Linked DNA regions of Homo sapiens: region 2 is linked to region 1. The links are chromatin contacts, found by Hi-C in ENCODE. All regions are on one chromosome and are shown on one strand. The core of a region is the stretch at or near the end of the contact, and the rest is flanking DNA. Distances in the headings are between cores, read along the strand shown.

Region 1 (2,845 bases), core at 173-2,672:
CAAAAGTGGACTTTAATTCTGGGAAATGGATGCATGAGTATTTAATACATGCCTCTCTGCAGGTCTCTGAGTTTTAGAAATGCATCGTTGAAAAGGAAAAGCTCACAATTTCTGATGTTAGAGAAAACTGAGTTCAAATTCAAGCTCCATCACTATCACTTCATTCTGTGTCACCTCTGAGTGTTATTTTCCTAATCTGTAGAATGGGTTTCATAAGAGCTACCCTGCAGGGGTGTCTTCGGGTTAAAGGAGGTTACCTAAGTAGAAACAAGGCAGGCAGCAAAATGGGCCATTAGTGGCTGTTTAACCCAGGTCAGATCCTCTTCCTGGCAGTCTTGGGATGCCCTTGGGCTTTGGTTGGTCCAGTCATTCATTCACCAAAGACTTTCTATGTGCTGGGTGCTGGAGATGCAGATGAATCGTAATTACTGCAGGCGATTAAGCGCTTGATAACACCTAAAACCTTGTGTACATTATCTCATCACCTCCACTGCAGCCTGCAAAGCAGATGCTGTCACTATCCCTGGTTTTCCGATGAGGGAACTGAGGCTCTGAGGTCTAACCTGCCAGAGGTCACTGACTGGGCAGGAGCACAGCCAGGGCTGAAACCCAAATCTTCCCCCAGGCCCATGCTCTCCTTCACTGCTGAGCTCCCCTCTGTCCTGCCTGGTAGCATCCCCCAGTCTTGGGGGGCACAGCCCTAGTCAGAACTTTCTAGAATGGGGTCTTGGGGAGGAAGGAAGTGAGTCTTCCTTGGGGACACCCCCCACACTCAAAGCCTCCTTACCCGGGTCGTCCTCGTCGCGGGGCACCTTCTTGAAGCAGTCGTTGAGCGACAGGTTGTGGCGGATGGAGTTCTGCCAGCCGGCCTTGCTCTTGTTGTAGAAGGGGAAGTTGTCGGCCACGTACTGGTAGATCTGGCTGAGAGTGAGGCGCTTGTCGGGTGCCCCGTGGATGGCCATGGCGATGAGAGCCGAGTAGGAATAGGGTGGCCGCACCAGCTTCATCAGCTCCTCCTGCGAGGGGATGGGCAGCCAGCCCAGGTCGCTCCCCCCAAGCCCCGACACGCTGGGCAGCAGCGGCCTCTGCACTCCATAGGCCTGGGGCAGGAAGGGGCTGGCGTTGGGGCCGGGCAGGTAGGGTGGCGGGGTCATGGTGGGCCCGTTGAACCAGAGGTAGGGGTTGGGGGTGGCCCCATACTCGCCGCCCCCCTCGAAGGAGGGCCGCTGAGGGCTGGGCACGCCCTGTGGGTGGAAGAAGTTCTCATAGTAGAGGTTCATCTCGGGGGGCTCCTGGCCGATGCTGGGGAACTGGGGGCTGCAGCGAGGTGGGGAGGGCGCCGGCAGGTCGAAGGAGCTCATGCTGGGGCTGGGCTGGCCGGAGCCACCTGCCTGGCACCTGCACCCCGGAGCTGCCCCTGACAGGTGCTCAGCAGGCCCGGCCTCCCACTTATACCCCTAGGGCTTGGCCGGGCGGCCCCACCCAGGGGCGGCCACCTGCCTGTGGATCCCAGCCCAGGGCCCGCCCTCCCTCAGCCTCCAGCCCACGGGGAGGGGACTTTCCCGCTGGCGCCTCAGGTCCCCACTAATGACATGCTAGACGGCTTACCAGAGCTGACACGCAGCGCAGCGAGAACGCCCCTCTATCCTCTCTCCCGGCTTTCTCTCCTGTCTTTTCTCACCATCCTCATGATTCCCTTCTTCTTTTTCTCCTTTATTCTGTCTTACTTCTCTCATTTTTTTTTCTGTCCTTCCCTTTCGTCACATTTTTCTACCCACCTCGGTTTCCTTCTCTCTCTCCCTCCTCTCCTCTCTGCATCTCATTCTCTGTTTCTTTCCTTCTTATTTTCTTTCCTCCCTTCTGCTCTGAACTGTGTTTCTTTTCTATGAACTGATCTGGCCACATCACAGCTGCTCATTCCCGTTCTCTCTCTCTCTCTCTCTCTCTCCCCCTCCCTCTCTCCCTCTCTCCCTCTGTCTCTAGGCTTCCAGTTCTTCTTTCCACTTCCATCTCTCGCTTCCATTCTCATTGTCTTCCCGGCTTCTCCCCTTTCTCCTTCTCTTTCACTCTGTCCCTTTCTCTCCACCTCTCATTTTCTCTGCGCCTCTCTTCCCATCCCCTCATTCTCCCTCCTCTTCCCCCCAATGTCCCCTCATTCTCTAACCAACTGCCCCAGCCGGGACTGGGTGGGACACTTTATCAGAAACCCTGTTTCTTGGTCTTTTGAGGTGAGGAGGCACTTTCTGGAGTTGCCAGGAGAGAACCGGCCCTGGAGACTCAGAAGAGGGCGCAGAGGGGCCTGGGCTGGCTTCTGGTGGGGTTCAAGGGGGCAACCAGTCATAGGCACCGCAGCCTCCCCCAACACACACATACACGCACACACGCGTACGCGCACACGCACACACGCGCACACGCACACGCGCACGCCCACACACGCGCACACGCCCACGCACGCACGCGCACACACGCACGCACACACACACGCATATGCATACATGCTGCAGACGGGCAGAGAACCTGAGAATTTGCCTGGAGAGCAGCAAGGCTCTTAAAAATAATAGCAAAAGGGGAAAATGGGGAATCAGTCTTCAGGGAAAAGTGAGAGAACTTGAACAATTCAAGTTTCTTTCCAGCTGCAGGGCAAGCAGGCTCCCAGCTCCTCTCTGATCCAAAGACCTTTCATGTTTCAGCTCGCAGAGGCCCCTGGCATGGAGGCAGCCAGGGCACGAGGAGAGCGCCCGACTCACCATGCCCCAGGCGTCCTCTCTCTCTCTCCCTCAGGCTCCAGAAGCAGGAGCTGCAGCCCCTGCTGGCTTCTCCCTGTGGCTCAGCCAGCTCCTCTCCT
Region 2 (2,845 bases), core at 136-2,635, 250 kb before region 1:
TCCTGGCAGGCTCTAGCTTGGGGCTGGAGAGGTAGGCAGGGACCCAGAAGCCCTGGATAATCAAACTTTCTTCCTGTGACAAAGCACTGGCACTCAGAGGTTCCAGGGTTGCAGAGAGTGAGTGGGGCTGTTGTAACATGACCAGAGTGCTTGCTCAGCCCCTCACTGCCAGGACAGTGAGCGAGCCAGGACTCGGATGGTGGGGACTCTCTTTCCCCAGCAAGGGGCAGCATTGAAGCTTAGCTTTTCATGGGACAGGTGGCATTCTCCTCTTGGTAGAGGGATGATGATATCTCACAGGTCTCAAAGTCCCCAGTGTGAAGGCTTCTGCTTTCCCAGACAATTCCAGTAAACAGCTGCAACACCTCAATTCCAGCCTGCCTAGTGTCCAAAACTTTGTGTGTATTTTCCCACACCCAAGAACACTTCTCACACTTGGCCTGTAAGAAGGGAGAGCCATGGGGGAGTGGCCCTCATGGGACAGAGCCTACTCAGTGTCTGGCAGGTGCTTTGGGCCTGCACACCTGCCTGAGAGGTGATAGGGATACTGAGAGAGCATGGGTATGGCTGTCCTGCTGATCTTGGCCTCTGGAGTGTTCCCTTTCCCCATAACCCAGGTGATGACACTTTATGGAATTTGTCACAACCCTTTGCATGACAGGTGGCTGCTCTGATCAGACCCAGCAGGGAAAAACCCACCAACAGAATTAGTGGGACGCTGGGGGACTCTCTGCTGGTGGCAAGGTGGGGAGTAGTGCAGGCAGGCGTGACTTCTCCAGCCCTAGGAGTGCAGAGGAATGTACCTTGTCTTGGCTGCAGCAAGACCTGGGTTCTAATCCCAGCTCTGCCACTCACCAGGGGAGCCACGACACTTAGCTAAACCCCAGTTTCCTTACCTGCTGAAATGGTGATTGCAATCCCTACCTCCAGGATCAAGACTAGAAAGAGGCAAGGAAGGTGCCTAGGGCACAAAATGTAAGCGGGGGCGGGTGCCCTGCAAGAGCAGAGTTGGGATTTGCCTGTGAGCTGATATCTCTTACTCATATCATCATTACATTAAAAAACAGCCTTGTGCCATTGATATTATTATTATCTCCAATTAAAAGTGGGGAGCCTTGGCTTGGGGTGGTGTTCAAATGACACAACTTCACACAGCTGGTAAGAGGCAGAGTTGGTACTCCAGCCTGGCCTGCTTGAAGGCAGAGTCCATGCCCGGGTCCAAGGTCAGTCTCTTGAGGATCTTGAACAGCAGTGGGAGGAGGCAAGAGGAACAGTGTGTCACTGATGGGGCAGCTGAGGTTTTGCCTCGAAAAAAGAGGAACAGCCTGGGCCTGGGCGGGAGGGGAGAGTTACGGCTCCAGGGCCTTGTCCTTGAGATAGATCTCATCTTCCCACACCCCTTTTCCCCACCCCCGCAGCCTCATGGGTGGCCTGGAGGACACTAGAAGCTCTCCTGGATTGGATTCCTCCCTTCTGCTCACTTTGGCTCTGTCATCTGTGCCTGGGGTAACATTTGTTCCCAGTGCAGAAGGAGATGAGTTTAAACCTCCCCAGCCAGAATGGAGCCTGCACAACTTCTGGTTCCTGCCAGCGGCCCCCAGGAAGTCTGTGAGGCGGGTGGAGGGGAGCTGACTGTGCAGAAAGAGGAAGACGCAGGTTCCCCAGACCCCTGATTTCACCAAGCATCCGAGCCAGGAGCTGGGCTTCTCCTAGGTTAAACAGCAGGCGAGGACCTGGCTCTGGGAGTCAGGCTTTTAACTCCTAATAAGGAATCAGGTGAGGGAGATGGCTCTGGGTAGGCCCTTAAGAAAACAAGTTGAGCAGAGGGGAAGCAGTGGTCTAAAGTCATCCAGTGGCTGGACGTGGTGGCTCATGCCTGTAATCCCAGCACTTTGGGAGCCCAAGGCAGGAGGGTCTCTTGAGCCAGGAGTTTGACATCAACCTGGGCAACATAGTGAGACCCTGTCTCTATAAACAGTCAAAATTAGCTGGTTGTGGTGGTGCACATGTGTGGTCTCAGCTATTTAGGAGGCTGAGGTGGGAGGATTGCTTGAGCCCAGAAAGTCGAGGCTGCAGTGAGCCGTGATTGCATCACTGCACTCAGCCTGGGGAACAGAATGAGACCCTGCCTCAAAATAAATAAATAAATAAAGTCATGCAGTAACTGACAAGGCCATAGGCTTTCATAAAGTGATCATGAGATGTTGCTCTTAGAATCTGTGCCTGGTGCTGAGAAAACAAGTAATGAGTGAGAGGGAGTCCCAGCCCGGAGGGGCTCTCAACCATGAGAGTATCCGCTAATAACAGAAGTCATATCCATCAACACTACTGAGCACCTAATAGGCAGGGAGCTTTATCTGCACAATCTCATTCAACCCCATAAGAAGGGTATTGTAATTCCATTTTATAGATGAGGAAACTAAATGCCAGGGAGGTGAGGGACCCAGTCCGAGGCTTCCGAGCCACAGTGCAGGGTCCGGGGATGTCTCAGTCTAGAAACCAACTGTGCTCCTCACTGCATTCGTGGTTTGAAATTTTTTTTTTTTTTAATGCCAAAGAGATTCTTTAAATGTGGGAGAAATCCAGTAAATAAAACAAATAAAAATAGAGCCAGAGGGGTGGGAGTGGGGATGCCAGAAGCCTGCCCACCCAGCCTTTCCTTCTGGGAACAATCTTAATGCCCTTCCCTAGACACTATGCAAGCTCAGACCCAGCCTGAATGTTTTACGTGGCTGGAGGCTCACGCAGGCTGGAGGCTGGAGGCTGCAGACTCAGCTTGCTGCAGCTAAACAGACTTCAGAGAGCATTTGCTGAGCACCTGTGGGACAGGTGTTGCATAGTGCTT

Evidence for each region. Hi-C counts contacts between places; a loop is a spot of excess contacts on that map. Pooled maps may share reads with other maps.
Region 2: a loop to region 1 is called in a pooled map, with 2.3 times the contacts of the local background. The contact joins the enhancer-like site here to the promoter of FOXI1 in region 1. A Hi-C loop is called at or near these places in 3 of 168 maps with a recorded cell type or tissue (CD14-positive monocyte, CD8-positive, alpha-beta T cell and dorsolateral prefrontal cortex), 7 of 37 single-sample maps with no recorded cell type and 18 of 50 pooled maps.

The regions. Positions count from the first base shown.
Region 1 is chr5:170,104,474-170,107,318 of GRCh38, reverse strand. FOXI1 (forkhead box I1) reads right to left here and starts at 1,422. Exons shown (of 2, transcript NM_012188.5): 1 at 788-1,422. The coding sequence starts at 1,361.
Region 2 is chr5:170,356,836-170,359,680 of GRCh38, reverse strand. It overlaps a transcript of KCNIP1 not described here. Among named protein-coding and RNA genes, the nearest start is that of LINC01366, 27 kb to the right of the region's middle. Within about 2 kb of position 1,385, at least 14 of the 41 ENCODE cell types and tissues checked have a DNase peak (open chromatin) inside an H3K27ac peak, as active enhancers do; they include CD14-positive monocyte, where a contact is called at or near this core.